Linked DNA regions of Homo sapiens: region 2 is linked to region 1. The links are chromatin loops, found by intact Hi-C in ENCODE. Cell type or tissue: PC-9. All regions are shown on one strand.

What was found. Peaks named below come from ENCODE experiments on the same cell type or tissue, not always from the same donor. Only the 100,000 strongest peaks of a DNase experiment are listed, where the experiment ranks them.
Region 2: it touches region 1 in a loop (10-fold over the local background); 48 of 110 quality-filtered maps call a loop at or near these places.

What each region holds. Positions count from the first base shown.
Region 1 is chr2:219,684,918-219,692,917 of GRCh38, forward strand. It overlaps the pseudogene DNAJB6P3. Among named protein-coding and RNA genes, the nearest start is that of LINC02832, 41 kb to the right of the region's middle. RefSeq lists enhancers at 1-293, 1-64, 2,814-3,377, 3,058-4,257, 3,378-3,941. In PC-9, a CTCF peak has its summit at 4,996 (motif pointing left); DNase peaks (open chromatin) are centred at 1,564, 3,174, 3,874, 4,284 and 1 weaker place; H3K4me3 peaks cover 3,624 bases; H3K27ac peaks cover 5,612 bases.
Region 2 is chr2:219,634,932-219,642,931 of GRCh38, forward strand. SLC4A3 (solute carrier family 4 member 3) reads left to right here. Exons shown (of 23, transcript NM_005070.4): 13 at 340-565; 14 at 742-960; 15 at 1,371-1,519; 16 at 1,749-1,943; 17 at 2,650-2,880; 18 at 3,233-3,322; 19 at 3,772-3,938; 20 at 4,551-4,804; 21 at 5,499-5,668; 22 at 5,858-6,031; 23 at 6,720-7,040. The coding sequence ends at 6,797. Among named protein-coding and RNA genes, the nearest start is that of SLC4A3, 11 kb to the left of the region's middle. RefSeq lists an enhancer at 7,867-7,916. In PC-9, CTCF peaks have their summits at 3,336 (motif pointing right), 7,737 (motif pointing left) and 7,936; a DNase peak (open chromatin) is centred at 7,720.

The sequences.
Region 1 (8,000 bases):
ATCCATGTATCTGGCCTTGACAAGATCACCATTGGCCTGGGTTGGCTGATTCCCGATCAATTCACCACAGACAGAGAGATCTGGGGACCTCTGAATCACAAGTGTGGGCAGGGTCTCCACCTGAAACGTCACCAAGTGTTTGATAGCCTCAAGGGGCCACAAAGAGTGAGGGTGAGTTCCCCAAAGGGTCAGGAGAAGACAGTGGGTAAAGCATCCTGGGTAGACTAAACCACAGTCTTCTATAAGCAGGTAATTTAGGTGCAGCTGAGACAGACAGGTAGTCAGGGCTCGCCGGAGCGGCTCGGATCCACCTACGCACTGGGAGGAGGGTGGAGCCACGGAAGCTCGCACTATTTGCAGTGGGGAGGAGCTTGGCCTCTCCTGTTCTGGGTTGGTACCCTGGGGATTCAATCTGTGAGGCAGGAAGCCAGCTAGTAGGACTTTCACTTTGTTGGGAGTTCCTATTTCCTTTTTTTCCTCTTTGCCCAATAAATTCAATTTTTCTCACCCTTCAAAGTGCCTGTGAGCCTAATCTCTCCTGGCTATGTGACAAGGACCCCGTTTTTAGCTGAACTAAGGAGAAAGTCCTACAACATAACTAGATGAGGTTACGGCAGGCACTAAATCTGCCCCGAGTGCTTGACTCAGCCTCACTTGATCCGCTGCAACAGCCTCCCCTCTGGACTGAGATGGTGAGCATCAGCCAAGGCAGGACTCGGCACACGGTGCAGTCAGCAGCCTCTCCAGGGACATGCCAAGGTTTCCAGGAGGCCAGTCTTTGCTGGAAATTTCTCAGTGACCACTTTTCCCCCTTTCTTTCTTTCTTTTCTTTCTTTCTTTTTTTTTTTTTTTTTTTGAGGTGGAGTCTCACTCTGTTGCCCAGGCTGGAATGCAGTGGCGTGATCTCGGCTCACTGCAACCTCCACCTCCCTGGTTCGAGCAATTCCCCTGCCTCAGCCTCCGGAGTAGCTGGGATTACAGGCGCACGCCACCACGCACAGCTAATTTTTTTTTTTTTTTTTTTGTATTTTTAGTAGAGACAGGGTTTTGCCACGTTGGCCAGACTGGTCTCAAACTCCTGACCTCAGGCTAACTGCCTGCCTCGGCCTCCCAAAGTGCTGGGATTACAGGCGTGAGCCACCGTGCCTGGCCTTCCCCCTTTCTTTACCTGCCTTCCTGTTGGATGGATACATGGCTATTTTCTTACTGTTAGAGACACATTCTCTCTCTCTCTCTCTCTCTCTCTCTCTCTCTCTCTGTCCATCTCTCCTCTCCCTTTGTCTCTCTCATTAAAGCAAATAACATAGCAGGAGGAATGGGAAAAGTAGCAAATCCCAGGCTAGTCTCATCATTTCTGGGCTGAAATGGAACCACTTGTGGTGTGTGGAATCGTGGCATCCGGCATGCCACATTCCCTGCTCCCTGTTGTCCTGCCCTGTCTGTCTGCTACAATCACCTGGAGCCCCTCCCTCAACCAAGACATCAACAACAGAAACAAAACTGCTTCCTCTGACCAGCAGGAAATTTCCAGGTGAACACACTCTGGCTTAAGTAATTAGGCAAAGAATGTGGCTTTGTGCAGTTGTGGAGAGACTCAACTTGCTCTTAGAGTCTTTGTTTCTGTTCAGTCCCTGGAGTGCCCCTGCTTTCACTGCTGTCCTTTGCCACTAGACCGGGCAGAAATCCGCCTTTTTCCTGCATTCCTTCCACTGTTGTTGATTCAGCTCATTTTACATACCAAGGCACCTTTCCTGATTCCATTCTTTGGCCAAAGACTCCCTCAGAACTTTAAGAACTTTAAGCCACCAAATGCAGCAGGCACTTTTTTTTTTTTTTTTGAGATGGAGTCTCGCTCTGTTGTCCTGGCTCACTGCAACCTCCACCTCCTGGGTTCAAGTAATTCTTCTGCCTCAGCCTCCCAAGTAGCTGGGGCTATAGGCGAGCGCCACCACACCCGGCTAATTTTTGTATTTTTAGTAGAGATAGGGTTTCACCATATTGGCCAGGCTGGTCTCGAACTCCTGACCTCGTGATCCGCCTGCCTTGGCCTCCCAAAGTGCTGGGATTACAGGCGTGAGCCACGGCGCCTGGCCAGCAGGCACCTCTTATGCTTGCTTTGAAAATATACTTATGAGGTTAGTGCCCATCTTCCTGTCTTATGATTCGAATCCTTTCCTTCTTTCTTCCCTAATTCCTGTTCTTTTTCTCTCATGACCCCTGGCTACCCATTAGCCTTTGGAAAAATTCTATTATGTTTGCCTGTTTGTTTTTTTCTTTTTAATGTATATGTTACCAGAAAGGGGTCCCAATCCAGACCCCAAGAGAAGGATCTTGGATCTCACACAACAAAGAATTTCAGGCGAATCCACAGAGTAAAGTGAAAGCAAGTTTGTAAGAAAGTAAAAGAATAAAAGAATGGCTACTCCATAGACAAAGCAGACCCGAGGGCTGCTGGCTGGCTATTTTTATGGTTACTTCTTGATCATATGCTAAACAAGGGGTGGATTATTCATGAGTTTTCTGGGAAAGGCGGGGGGTGGGAGGATTTCCTAGAACTAAGGATTCCTTTCCTTTTAGACCATATAGGGTAACTTCCAGAGTTTGCCATGGCATTTATAAGCTGTCATGGTGCTGGTGGGAGTGTCTTTTAGCATGCTTATGTATAAGTAGTGTACAATGAGCAGTGATGATGACCAGAGGCCACTTTTGTCACCATCTTGATTTTGGCAGGTTTTGTCCAGCTTCTTTACTGCATCCTGTTTTATCAGTAGGGTTTTTGTGACCTGTATCTTGTGATAATGGTCCTGCCAACCTCCTGTCTTTTTTTTTTTTTTTTTTTGAGACGGAGTCTTGCACTGTTGTCCAGACTACTGGAGTGCAGTGGCGCAATCTCGGCTCACTGCAAGCTCCGCCTCCTGGGTTCATGCCATTCTCTTGCCTCAGCCTCCCGAGTAGCTGGGACTACAGGCGCCCGCCACCATGCCCAGCTAATTTTTTGTACTTTTAGTAGAGACGAGGTTTCACCGTGTTAGCCAGGATGGTCTCGATCTTCTGACCTCGTGATCCGCCCACCTCGGCTTTCCAAAGTGCTGGGGTTACAGGTGTGAGCCACCGCGCCCGGCGTAACCTCCTATCTCATCCTGTGACTAAGATTACCTAACCTCTTGGGAATGCAGCCCAGCAGGTCTCAGCCTCATTTCACCCAGCCACTGTTCAAAATGGAGTCACTCTGGTTCGAATGCCTCTGATGTGTACAAATCTATTGTGCTCATTGAAGCTTGCCTTTTTATACACTTCTTGGCTCAGAGAAATACTTTTTTTGGAGGCAGCAAATGTAGCAGAAAGAACAGGCAATTCTGAAGCAAGAAGAGTGATATGGTTAGGCTTTGTGTCCCCACCTAAATCTCATCTTGAATTGCAAACCCCGTCATCCTCACAGGTCAAGAGAGAGACCAGGTGGAGGTAATTAAACCACGGAGTGGTTTCCCCCATGCTGTTCTCGTGACAGGGAGTGAGTTCTCACGAGATCTGATGGTTTCATAAGGGGCTCTTCCCCCTTCATTCGGCCCTTCTTCCTCCCACCTTGTGAAGAAGGTGCCTTGCTTCCCCCTCACCTTCTGCCGTGATTGTAAATTTCCAGAGGCCTCCCCAGCCATGCTGCACGGTGAGTCAATTAAACCTCCTTCCTTTATAAATTACTCATTCTCGGGAAGTTCTTTATAGCAGTATGAAAACAGACTAATACAAAGAGTTTTCTGTGTTAACTCCCGGCACCGTCACTCACTGTTGTGACCTTGGGCAAGTTGCTTAAGCTCTCTGTGTCTGTTTCTTAATCTGTACAGTGGGTATGATATTAATACCTATCTCATAGGTATTTTTTTTTTTTGGTCTTAAATGATTCATGGGAAAAGTATGATGTATGCTGAGAAGCAGCACAAAGACATTTCATGTGTGCGGACCTCATGTACGTGGACCATGTGGAAGGCAGCTTTAGTCCTGACTGCAGAAAAGCGATGTTCACATGCGCGTTGGGAACTGGCCTGCGCACCCAGATTCCCAGATCCAGGAAAGCCCTTCATTTCCAGTGCTTTCCATCCTCGCTCCAGCGGCAGATGTTAGAAGCTGACTGAGATGTTTTCTGGATTAATTGCCCCCAAACATTCAGGGTTTTATGTTTTAGAATGTCTGAACAGGTTGGAATTTGAATCTCCCTTCTGCCACTCCTTGTCTTATTTTGGAAATGAACTTAAAGTCACATTTTTGAGATTCCGACTATGTGACGCATTGAGCTATTTGGAGCGTTGGTTTGCGGCTGTTTCTAAGCCTGGACTCTTGACACGGCTTTGCCTGCAGCTCTGGACTCTCCCTCAGGCTCCAGGGCTCCCTGTGCCCTTGCGGTGCTCCGGCCTCTTGGCTTCTGAGTTAGATTGGGCATCTCTCAGATTCCTTGGCTACTGAGTCTGTACATCCCATGACTCCCGTCCTCCCTCTCCTTCCACAAGCCGGTCGGTGACCACGCAGCCTTCTAGGTGGTCCAAACTTTCTGGAGCTTTCCACTGGGAAGATCCTAATAGCCCTAATCCCTCCTTTAACATCAAGCAGAGCTGCCCTCAATCTTTTAATAGAAGCAGGTGAACTCCGACTAGATTTTTTGTGCACTAGTGAGGCTTGCTGTGTTTACTGGTATATAGGATACATTCCCCGCTTTTCCCAAATGATGGATTATATATGCAAAATAAAATTTTATACTTTATATATGAATAATGTATATGTTACAACATAAGATATATTACGTATTACATAATACTATACACATAACATATATCAAATATATGGCATTGTACGATATCTAATCGTTTATTATATACACAAGTTTTCTTGTCAGTCTTACGCTTTGGTATCAGGCACAGCTGGAAGGCTGAGAAAGAGGTAAAATAATGGGGCATGCTACCCCCTAGTGGCAGAAGATGGCAACATACATTTTGCAAATGTGAGCGCTTTTCATCCCCTTATCAAAAAACAAAACAAAAACCAGAGACCACACAGATGAATATGGAATTTGAGTAACTCCCCTATGTTATGAATTTAAGTATTTTTTCACTGCAACTCATATTCCTAAATACCAAGATATTTCTTTTTAGCTCTGTGATTTTATTCTTGTTTTTAGGGATACTAGACTGTGTATCAAAACCGTACTATTTTTTAATGGAGTCACAATCCTGTGTACTATATTTATAGGAATAAAATATTTCCCTTACAGCTTAGTCTTTATTTTTCCAAAAAACTTTCTGAAAAATTGAGATGTATCTGATATCCCCGCGCATTTCACATGTTGGCAAACATGGCATTTTACTGCCTCTGGTGCACAAAAAGCCCTTGAGCGCTCACCTAATGCTTCTGTGAAGTCAAGGGTTCCGAGCACGCTGACTCCATGTTGCTAGGGAGCCTCTCTAGGAGGCCAGCAGGCCGCTGGGCGGCCCCGACTGGGATCTGCTGTGGTATGTGGCCCTCTTTGCTAGTGCAGGAGCTTCCTCCGGTCACTTTACCTGCATTCCTTTGAGCCTGGGGCCCAGGCGGGGGACCCTAGCAAGAGGCTTACTTACGTGGTCCCCTGATACCAGGCATGGGAATGGTAGCACTTGCTGATTGTGTGGGTCTCTGGCCACAATGGAAATATTTAACACACAACACCTTAGAGTGGAGGTGGGCAGATTTTTCTCTGAAAAGGACCAGAAAGTAAATATTTGATTAAATTAATTAATCAATTTATTTAGAGACAGAGTCTGGCTTTGTTGCCCAGGCTGGAGTGCAGTGGTGCAATCTTGGCTCACTGCAACCTCCACCTCCCAAGCAATTCTGCTGCCTCAACCTCCCAAGTAGTTGGGACTACAGGCGTGCGCCAGCACTCCTGGCCAATTTTTGATTTTTAGTAGAGATGGGATTTCTCCATGTTGGCCAGGCTGGTCTCGAACTCCTGACCTCAGGTGATCCGCCCACCAGGGCCTCCCAAAGTGCTGGGATTAGAGGCGTGAGTCACCATGCCCTGTTTAGAAAGTAAATATTTTAGACTTGTGGCTCAATACAGTCTCTGTCGCAGCTCCTCAGTTCTGTTGTCTTGGTGCAAAAGCGAAAGGATGTGACTGTGTTCCAATAAAATTTCATGAACATGAATATAATTTTCATGTGTCTTGAAATAGTACTCTCCTTTTGAGTTTTTTCAACCGCTTTGAAATGGAAAATCATTCTTAACTTGCTGACAGTATAAAAACAGACAACAGGCTGGAAGTGGCCCGAGGGCCATCGTTTGCTGACCCTCGTCTGAGTATCCCGTTATTCCTTTCTAGCTATGGCAGTCTTTTCTAACAGTCACAAACAGCTGAATTCACGACTCTATTCTATCCAGTTTCCTGGATAAAACATAGTTCATAACCGGTTAAAATTTCTGGTCAATTCCAAACAGGCGCATATTTATTTAGATGTTTAGAACTGCTCTGTGGAGCCCAGCCCTTTATTTCCTCCAAAGAATTTGTTGATCTACTGAAAATTTTCTTTCAAAAACAACCTTATGGATGTGTTTTGTAAAAGTCTCATTTAGAACCTTTGGGGCCTCACTCAGTCACCCCTGAATCCTCATCTTTTCATGTACACACCTCTGTCCGTTTTCTCCTCTTTTCTTCCTAATTAGCTGCCTGTATAATTAAACCTTTCCTCATTTAGAGGTTCTGAGCCCTCACTGATACACTAATCACCCTGTGGCCCTCCTGTTGCCTCGTCTATTTCCTTTTGAGATGGAGGGCCCAGCACTGAACGGCAGTCAAGGTCGGGCCGCCCGCATTTGTATTACACACTAGTTCGCCATTACCATGGTGTTCGCTCCTTAATACAGACTAATAGCTCATTCTCCTTCATGACCTCCAGTGAGCACTGTGCAGCCATATTCAGTGCTGGCTTTGTGATAATTTCAAGATTTTTTTCTTTAGGAAGTTATAACTAATTCAGGGCCCATCAACGATCATAAATAGTTTAAATTGCTCTTTCGAGTGTGAACTGCCTCCCATGGGCCATTTAATTTACTGAATGTCCCCTGGCTGTGCTTGTTCTGTGACCAGCCCCTGTCCCTGCCCTTATTAACTCTGTTTCTGTATCTCACTTTGGTCCAGTCGGGAGAGGTGGCACTTATATTTGGGAATGAGCTTGTGCTTGCTATTGACCTACCTAGCAATGCATTAAAGATGGATTTGATCTGATTTAAAGTTTTATAAGCCCAAGGGGGTTGCCTCTGGAGGATTTTTGGAGGCCAAACTGATCCTGGAATTGTGCTTATAGGTGGTTTGCATTTGCTCAGAGAAAATCTAGGAATTTTACTTTACCTGAAACTTTTCTGGTTTTGCGGTTTTACTGGGTTTTAATAATTTGCCACCTCTGGAAAACTTCAGAGACAAGGTGTTGCCTAGTTGGCTAGACTAAGTATTTTAGCTGTCTCCAATTGGTAACTGTTTAAGAGGTTTAAAGACACAAATTAAGTTGGTAAAATTTGAATATGTGAATCCGGGTGAAGGATATATGGTGGTTTGGTGACACTATTTTTGCAGCTTTTCTGTTGGTTTGAAGTTCGTTGAAAATGAAAAGGTCCATTAATTAAGAAGGTGGGTCAACGTTCTGTCACAGCAGCACCTGCCATTTGCACACTGCTGGCCTGGCCCGCCTTCCCCCATGGGAACTTTGGTGTGTACTTGGATTTACGTCAGCCCTGTCCCAGTGAATGCTCCTGCTCTTTTGGTCCCTGTCCCCACTTGCCTGCCCCATCTCAGTCAAGAAGTAATCAAATATGAGCTGAGCACCAGTATGACAGGGGAGTGGGGAGTAAGCAGACATTGTCCCTATCCTCAGTACGCTACCATCTAACAGAGAAGACAGAAACTAAGCAGAGAAGCACAAAAGGCTGTAAAGGAGAAGTGCAGGTTGTGGAAGGGTCTAACCCACTGGGGAAGCAGGGAACC
Region 2 (8,000 bases), 50 kb before region 1:
AACGTTCACAATATTTATCAGCCTGTAAGGTGTAGCTGATCCAATTGGAATGGCTCTGGAAGCCCCTGCTCTGCCAGGTGTTATCCCTTTAGTTGCTGCATGTGGAAGTCTGGCATCTCCTGGGGGAATGGAGGGCACCTGGGGCTTTGGGGCAGTGGCTTGCTGGCCTGCAGGGATGGGTGTCAGTGTTCCAACAGCCAACACTGTTGGACTGGCCCAGTATCTACGACTGAATGTCCACCCTGCCTGTAGCTCAGTGACCCAACACCCGCCTCAAGTCTCCCTCCTGGAGGCTCCCTTGGCTGTCCCTGAGGGTCCTGGCCCTCTCATTGCCCCCAGCTGTTTCATGAGGCTGCCTACCAGGCAGATGACCGGCAAGACCTCCTAAGTGCCATCAGCGAGTTCCTGGATGGCAGCATTGTGATCCCCCCGTCCGAGGTGGAGGGCCGTGACCTGCTGCGCTCCGTGGCTGCTTTCCAGCGAGAGCTGCTTAGGAAGCGGCGAGAGCGTGAACAGACCAAAGTCGAGATGACCACACGGGGTGGCTACACGGCCCCTGGGAAAGGTCAGACCCTTGGAGGCTGAGTGCCCCCAATACACACTCCCCCATCCCAGGGCCCTAAGGCTGTGACCCCAGCCCCGTCCTGACTCCTGGAGTCCTTTGCATCCCTGATCCCAACAGCCCGGGGCCTCCGAGCCAGAGGGAGTGGTCTGTGCCCCAGCAGCCCCTTGTTCCCCCAGAACTGTCTTTGGAGTTGGGGGGCTCTGAGGCAACCCCTGAAGATGACCCCTTGCTGCGGACGGGCTCGGTATTTGGGGGGCTTGTGCGGGATGTGAGGCGCCGGTACCCGCACTACCCCAGTGACCTGCGAGATGCGCTGCACTCCCAGTGTGTGGCCGCTGTGCTCTTCATCTACTTCGCAGCCCTCAGCCCTGCCATCACCTTCGGGGGGCTGCTGGGTAAGGGACTGGGGCTTGGGGAGTTGAGGGGCTCCTCTAGTCACTTCTGGTCCCAGTGTCACTTGCAGGATTCTGGGTCTGGGTGTGATCACATTAGGGGGCCAATGGTTAGATGTGCTAGCAAAGGTGTAAGCACCTTACAGAGATGCTGGATCAGGGAATCCCAGCGATCACCTTTGGGGAGCTATAAAGTGAGGGTGTGGGAGAGGTGTAAGGGATGAGGGATCCTGTGATCACCATTGGGGGCTAGTGGGGAGGGTTTGGGAGCAATGGGGTATGGAAGGGGCCCTGTGTGTCACTCTAAGGGGCTGCTCTGCTTTTGTTGGGGGCCCCAGTTTAGGACAAGCTAGATGAAGAAGGGGGCAGATAGACAGAGCCAGGCTAGGGCCATCCTACCCGTGCTATGGCAGGAGAGAAGACCGAGGGGCTGATGGGCGTGTCCGAGCTGATCGTGTCCACCGCTGTGCTCGGCGTCCTCTTCTCTCTGCTGGGAGCTCAGCCGCTGCTTGTGGTTGGCTTCTCTGGGCCGCTGCTTGTGTTTGAGGAAGCCTTCTTCAAGGTGAGGCGAAGCCTTGCCCTGCTCCATCCATCCTGCCCCACACTCTTCCTTACCTACATCCTGCCCCACACTCTTCCTTACCTACATCCTGCCCCACACTCTTCCTTACCTAGGGGATGGGTCCCTGCATTCTCCCTCTTCCTCGGAGTTCATCCGCTGCCTATTCCAGGGGGCATTGACACCCAGGGCAGTCCACCTGTGGGTAACGACCGCTCCTACCCCCACCTAGTTCTGCCGAGCCCAGGACCTGGAGTACCTCACTGGCCGGGTGTGGGTTGGTCTCTGGCTGGTGGTCTTCGTCCTTGCCCTGGTGGCCGCCGAAGGCAGCTTCCTGGTCCGCTACATCTCGCCTTTCACCCAGGAGATCTTTGCCTTTCTCATCTCACTCATTTTCATCTACGAGACCTTCTACAAGCTCTACAAGGTGGAGGTCCAGCGAGGTCTTGGGGGTGGCAGAGATGGAGGTGGACATTGCCCTGGGGAGGACAGCATGGGAGGGGGAGGTATGGAGAACTAGGGGACAAGGAGAGGGACTGTGTTGGGAGTGAGGGGTTCTAGGGACACCCTAGGCTAGGTCTGAGCTGAAGGGGAGGGAGTCAGACCCAGGGGGTGGGTGCCAGGTCACGACTCCAAGCACCTGGTTGGAGGCTTAGTAATAAGGACTCACTTGCACAGGTATGTGATGGGGAGGGAGCTGTCAGTGCTAAGGGGCTGGGTGTCCTTGGGTCACCTTTTGTAGAGGAGTGTGTGTGTGTGTGTGGGTGTGGGTGTGGTGTGAGTATGGTGTGTTGTGTGTGATGTATGTGTTGTGTGTGTGTGCGTGTGTGTGCCTGTGTGTGCATGTTGTGTGTGTTGTGTGTATGTATGTTGTGTGTGTGGTGTGTATGTGGTATGTTGTGTTTTTTTTGTGTTGTATGTGTTATGTGTGTGTTGTTACGTGTTGTGTGTGTTGTATGTGTGTGTTCTGTGTGTTCTGTGTGTTGTGTGTGTGGTGCAGCTGGATGTCCGTGCATTACTGTTGTCTGACCAGGTATTGAGGGGCCACCCTCTCTCTCACAGGTGTACTGATGACGATGAAGTCAGGTCACCTGCCAGGTGAGTGACAAGGCATCCTTGTTATCCACACACAGGTGTTCACAGAGCACCCACTGCTGCCGTTCTACCCCCCTGAGGGGGCCCTGGAGGGGTCCCTGGATGCTGGTCTGGAGCCAAATGGCAGTGCCCTGCCCCCCACCGAGGGCCCCCCCAGCCCGAGGAACCAGCCCAATACGGCACTGCTCTCACTCATCCTCATGCTCGGGACCTTCTTCATAGCCTTCTTCCTGCGCAAGTTCAGGAACAGCCGCTTCCTGGGGGGCAAGGTGCGTGGCTGCTGGGTGTGGAGCCCCCAAGAGTCCCACAATTCCTGCTGTAGGAGCTCCCCAGAGAGGCTGCACCCCTTCCCCGGTCAGCCCATGGACCAAAACCCAGCTCGGGCAGCCCCTCACCCCTTCGGAAGCCTCTTCCCTGGGTGTCTTCTTGCCCTTTGCTCAGAGAAGTCTAATCAAGACAACAGCCTCCCAGGCTGCGCTGGCACCTGTGGGGTTGAGAGGCACGTGGGGGGCCTTCTGGCTCCAGCTTGGACCCAGGCAGGGCCAGAGATGGCAAGCCCCGTGTTAGTCTGCTGACCTTGCCTCCACCTTTTGCTCCCTTCCCCAACTGGCCCCTCTCAAGGCTCGTCGCATCATCGGGGACTTTGGCATCCCCATCTCCATCCTGGTGATGGTCCTGGTGGATTACTCCATCACAGACACCTACACGCAGGTGAGGGAGCCCCAGCCTGTGGCAGCTGCTGTCACCCCCAGGCCAGGAGAGGGAGCCCACAACACACTTCCATGGGCCCTGGGATTGGGATCAGGCCTGAACTCAACTTTCCCAGTGGAGTGGCCGCCCTGGGGGCTGAGGGCCTTCCCCAGGGAGCCTGAGTGATGAATCCGGGAGAAGCAGGTGTGGGGCTGGGAGCAGAATGACAGTATCCCACACAGGTCCCCTGAAGCTCTGGGGCTCAGGGAGGAGGCGCTTCATTTCCCTGCCCTCTATTGGATCCTTGAAAGGACAGTGACTTCTGGAGGATGCAAAACTAATTTTCCCCTGACCTGTTCACACCCCAGCTCCCTGAAGTCCTGGACTGGGGACGCAGCTTAGTGGGCTGCTTGGTGGGCTTTCTAGCATGGGGAGGCTGTGTCCCTGAACCCTGTTTTCCTGCCATGCAGAAGCTGACAGTGCCTACAGGGCTCTCAGTGACCTCTCCCGATAAGCGCTCGTGGTTCATCCCACCCCTGGGCAGTGCCCGTCCTTTCCCGCCGTGGATGATGGTGGCAGCCGCTGTTCCCGCCCTCCTCGTCCTCATCCTGATCTTCATGGAGACACAGATCACGGCGTGAGAGAGATGGGAGGAGGAGGTGGGAGGGACGAGGCCAAGCTCCTTGGCTCCTTGGCTTGGTTTCAGGGTTATAGCAGGGACATCATTATCAGTATCAGGGTGCTGGGTGGTGGGAGCTGGTGGCAATCCTTGAGGAAGAGAGTGTGTGTGGAGGAGCTGGCAGGGGTGAGGAGGAGGTGGGGGAGGAGCAGAGAGCAGTGGCATCCGGGGCAGGGGCATGGTTTCCCCGTGATGGTTTGACATGACATCTATCTGTTGCCACCACTCTTTGCAGGGTGGCACTTGACAGTGCTCAGAACACTCTAGCAGTCTAAGCTTGCACCCAGGGATGCTCACATGTATCTAATTTTGGTTAAACCACAATAACGTGGTAAGATCTGGCATCTGGCTTTTGTGGTGTTTTAAATATTCACAGTATGAGAATTTGTCTCACATTTGCTTCAATGTGAGAACTTCAATTTGGGAACTTGAAAGAAGAAGCTGGCAGTCCTAGGGAGAACTGTTGTCTGCACGTCCTCCCCCCACCATCTCGTCTCTGTGTGCGTGCCTGTCTTTGTCCCCTGCCCCTGCCAGGCCAGCCACACCCCGCTCCCCACCTTCTCCCTGCAGGCTTATCGTCAGCCAGAAGGCGCGGAGGCTGCTCAAGGGCTCCGGTTTCCACCTGGACCTGCTCCTCATTGGCTCCCTGGGGGGGCTCTGTGGGCTGTTTGGGTTGCCCTGGCTCACGGCTGCCACGGTCCGCTCCGTCACCCATGTCAATGCGTTGACAGTGATGCGTACTGCCATCGCGCCTGGTGACAAGCCCCAGATCCAGGAGGTGCGGGAGCAGCGGGTCACTGGTGTGCTCATCGCCAGCCTCGTGGGTGAGAGCCCGCCTCCACCCTGCACACCCCCTTCCTTGGGCCCCACGGTCTTACATCTTCACTATCCCAGGCTTGACCCTGAATCTCCCAATGTGCTGTGTGTTGCCCTCAATCTGACCCCCAAACCTGCTTCCCAGCACTCCCCTAGCCCTTTACTCCTGGAGTCCTTTTCTGGCTCTCTGTCCTGCCCCCTCTTCTCTCTCTTTTTTTTTGAGACGGAGTCTCGCTCTGTCACCCAGGCTGGAGTGCAGTGGCGCGATCTCGGCTCACTGCAAGCTCCGCCTCCCAGGTTCACCCATTCTCCTGCCTCCGCCTCCCGAGTAGCTGGGACTACAGGCGCCCGCCACCACGCCCAGCTAATTTTTTGTATTTTTAGTAGAGACAGGGGTTTCACCGTGTTAGCCATGATGGTCTTGATCTCCTGACCTCGTGATCCACCCACCTCGGCCTCCCAAAGTGCTGGGATTACAGGCGTGAGCCAATGTGTCTGCCCCCCCCCCCGCCCCTCCTTCTCTTGTTCAGGGTGATAAGGCCAAGTTGATTGGTCCAGTGGGTCCATGTCGCCTCCCCCCAGGCCTCTCCATCCTCACGGGGGCTGTCTGAGGGTCAGGCAGATCTGTGTCACCTCTTCCAGGCCTGTCCATCCTCACGGGGGCTGTCTGAGGGTCAGGCGGGTCTGTGTCACCTCCTCCAGGCCTGTCCATCGTCATGGGGGCTGTGCTGCGTCGGATCCCATTGGCTGTGCTCTTTGGGATCTTCCTGTACATGGGGGTCACGTCCCTGTCTGGTATCCAGCTGTCCCAGCGTTTGTTGCTCATCCTCATGCCGGCAAAACACCATCCTGAGCAGCCCTATGTGACCAAGGTAGGGCCGGGAAGCATGGGGGTAGGGCAGTGGGGTGACGGGAAGGGGATCCAGAGGGATCTGGGAGCATTGATGGATGGGATGAATATGAAGGAGAAGCTGTGACCTGGGAGCCAAATTCCCCACGATGTGGGTGGGTGGGAGCAGGCCGGGACGCTGTGCACTGGGGCCCACTGGCTGCTCCCCTAGGTGAAGACGTGGCGGATGCATCTGTTCACCTGCATCCAGCTGGGCTGCATCGCACTGCTCTGGGTGGTCAAGTCCACGGCGGCCTCACTCGCCTTTCCCTTCCTGCTGCTGCTCACGGTGCCTCTGAGGCATTGCCTTCTGCCCCGGCTCTTCCAGGACAGGGAGCTGCAGGCGGTAAGGGGGTGGTGGTCTGGGGAAACAGTGTTAGGGCAAATGGGCACTGGGTTCCAATCTCTGTTTGGCCACCCACTAGTTGTGTTAGTTGTGAAACTTGTGTAACTTGTGTTGCAAGTTATCTCACCTTCCGAAATCTTATTTTCACCTGTATAATAGGGGTGATCATAGACCCTACCTTATAGGACTGTTGGGAGGGTCAAGTGCTAGTCCAGGTAAAGGCCTTAGGATGGTGGTTTTGTAAGGGAGTTGGCACGGGGCTGCTGCACACAGCTGTGCAGGTGGTGCCTGACCAAAAACACCCGGCTGAGAGGCTACAGGGTTGATGTGGCACTGGTGTCCACCCTGAGCCCTGTTTTTGTCAACTAGAGGAAAAGACATCTTTTTGCAATTTATCCATACTCAAACATGGTGTACAAAGGTACCATAGCAACTAGAAGTGGCCTCAGGAAAGAGCTTCATAATAATAATCATTATTATTATCACCAGGAGGGGCCAGGTATCTGGTCTGGGAGGTGACCTGAAGGCTTTGGCCAAGGGCAGTGCTGCCACCCAGGGTCATGGTACTTGCAGAGAGGCCCAGGAAAGGTCAGGGAGCAGGGAGGGCTGCAGGTTGGAGGAGGAGCTGGAGAATGGGAGGGGACGAGCATGCTTCCCTGCCTTCCCCAACCTTCTGTTCCCTCTGCAGCTGGACTCGGAAGATGCTGAACCAAACTTCGATGAGGATGGCCAGGATGAGTACAATGAGCTGCACATGCCAGTGTGACCCTTGAAGACAGTGCCCCTCAGAGACCCCAAGACCTTAGGGATTGACACCTGGGCCTCAGGCAGAGCCCAGCCCTGGGCTGGGGGGCTCCTCAGGACCCAGAGATGTGCCTGGAACCACTCCTGATGCCATGGCTAGAGTGGCCCCCCTGACTTCTGCCCGGGGTGTTGACCTCGCCTCACCTTTCACAGACCAGACCGGCACAGGCTTTGAGCTCATTATAACCACACTCCTTGTCTCGTGTCTGCCTCACTTTCTTGGTTTCATCTTTGGTTTCTCAGGTCATACTTATCCATTTGGAATTGGAAGAATTCTATTTTCAGGGTTATCAAAACCAGGGAGAGGTTTGAGTCAAGGAGAGTCCTTGGGAGAAAAAGAGAGAATCGAGACTACAGAAGGCCAGAGCTGGGCCTTATCATCATCCCCCAGGCCCCCTCAAGTGCAGCCGAGGAGCGGGCGGTAGGGGTGGGGGCACTCAAGCTCTGCTCAAGATCACATGCCCATGAATCCAACCCCTGCTTAGCAAGACGGAAGAACCGGGGAGGGGAGAGGGAGAAAGTTGCTCCATTGTAGCTACTGGAGAAATCAGAGGCTGTGGGGCCACAGAGGGAATGGAAAATGTCTCTCTTCTTTTCTTGATCTCTGGCCTTCCCAGGAGCAGAGATAGCAGCCCAATCCCTTAGACGCCAGGGTGATGCCGGATTTGGGGACCCTGGACCATTTTAGATTCTGCTGGCTTAGAGAGGCAGTTCTGGGATTCCTGAGGCCACTCCTTGTGCAACAGTCTCAGTTTTGCCAGAAATAACCTGGGGGACTTGAGGGGAGCGGGAGCCCATTGCGTCATAGTTGCTAGGCAACCCCCAGCCTGAAGGAGCGCATCGTCCCCCGTTGCCCTCCGGTGGCCGCTCTCGCATGCTGCAGGCTCTGTCCCGACTGAGGAATAGCAGCACTGCCACCTGGTGGATCCGCGGCGCTCAGAGAGCCCATTCAAGCGCATCCAGTTCCTCCCGCGGAGACCAAGCCCGGTCAGGCAAGTTCCGTGTTCTGCAGCTCTGGGCAGCTCAGAGCTTCTGAGGCTGGGGATCCCTCAGCTCCACGTTAGCGGTTTCCTCCGGAGCTGGTGCTGCTGCTTTCTTCTCTTTTTCCAATTTTGCTCCCCAATGTGCTGAACTCCTATGAACTCCAGTGGGGAAGGCACCAGGC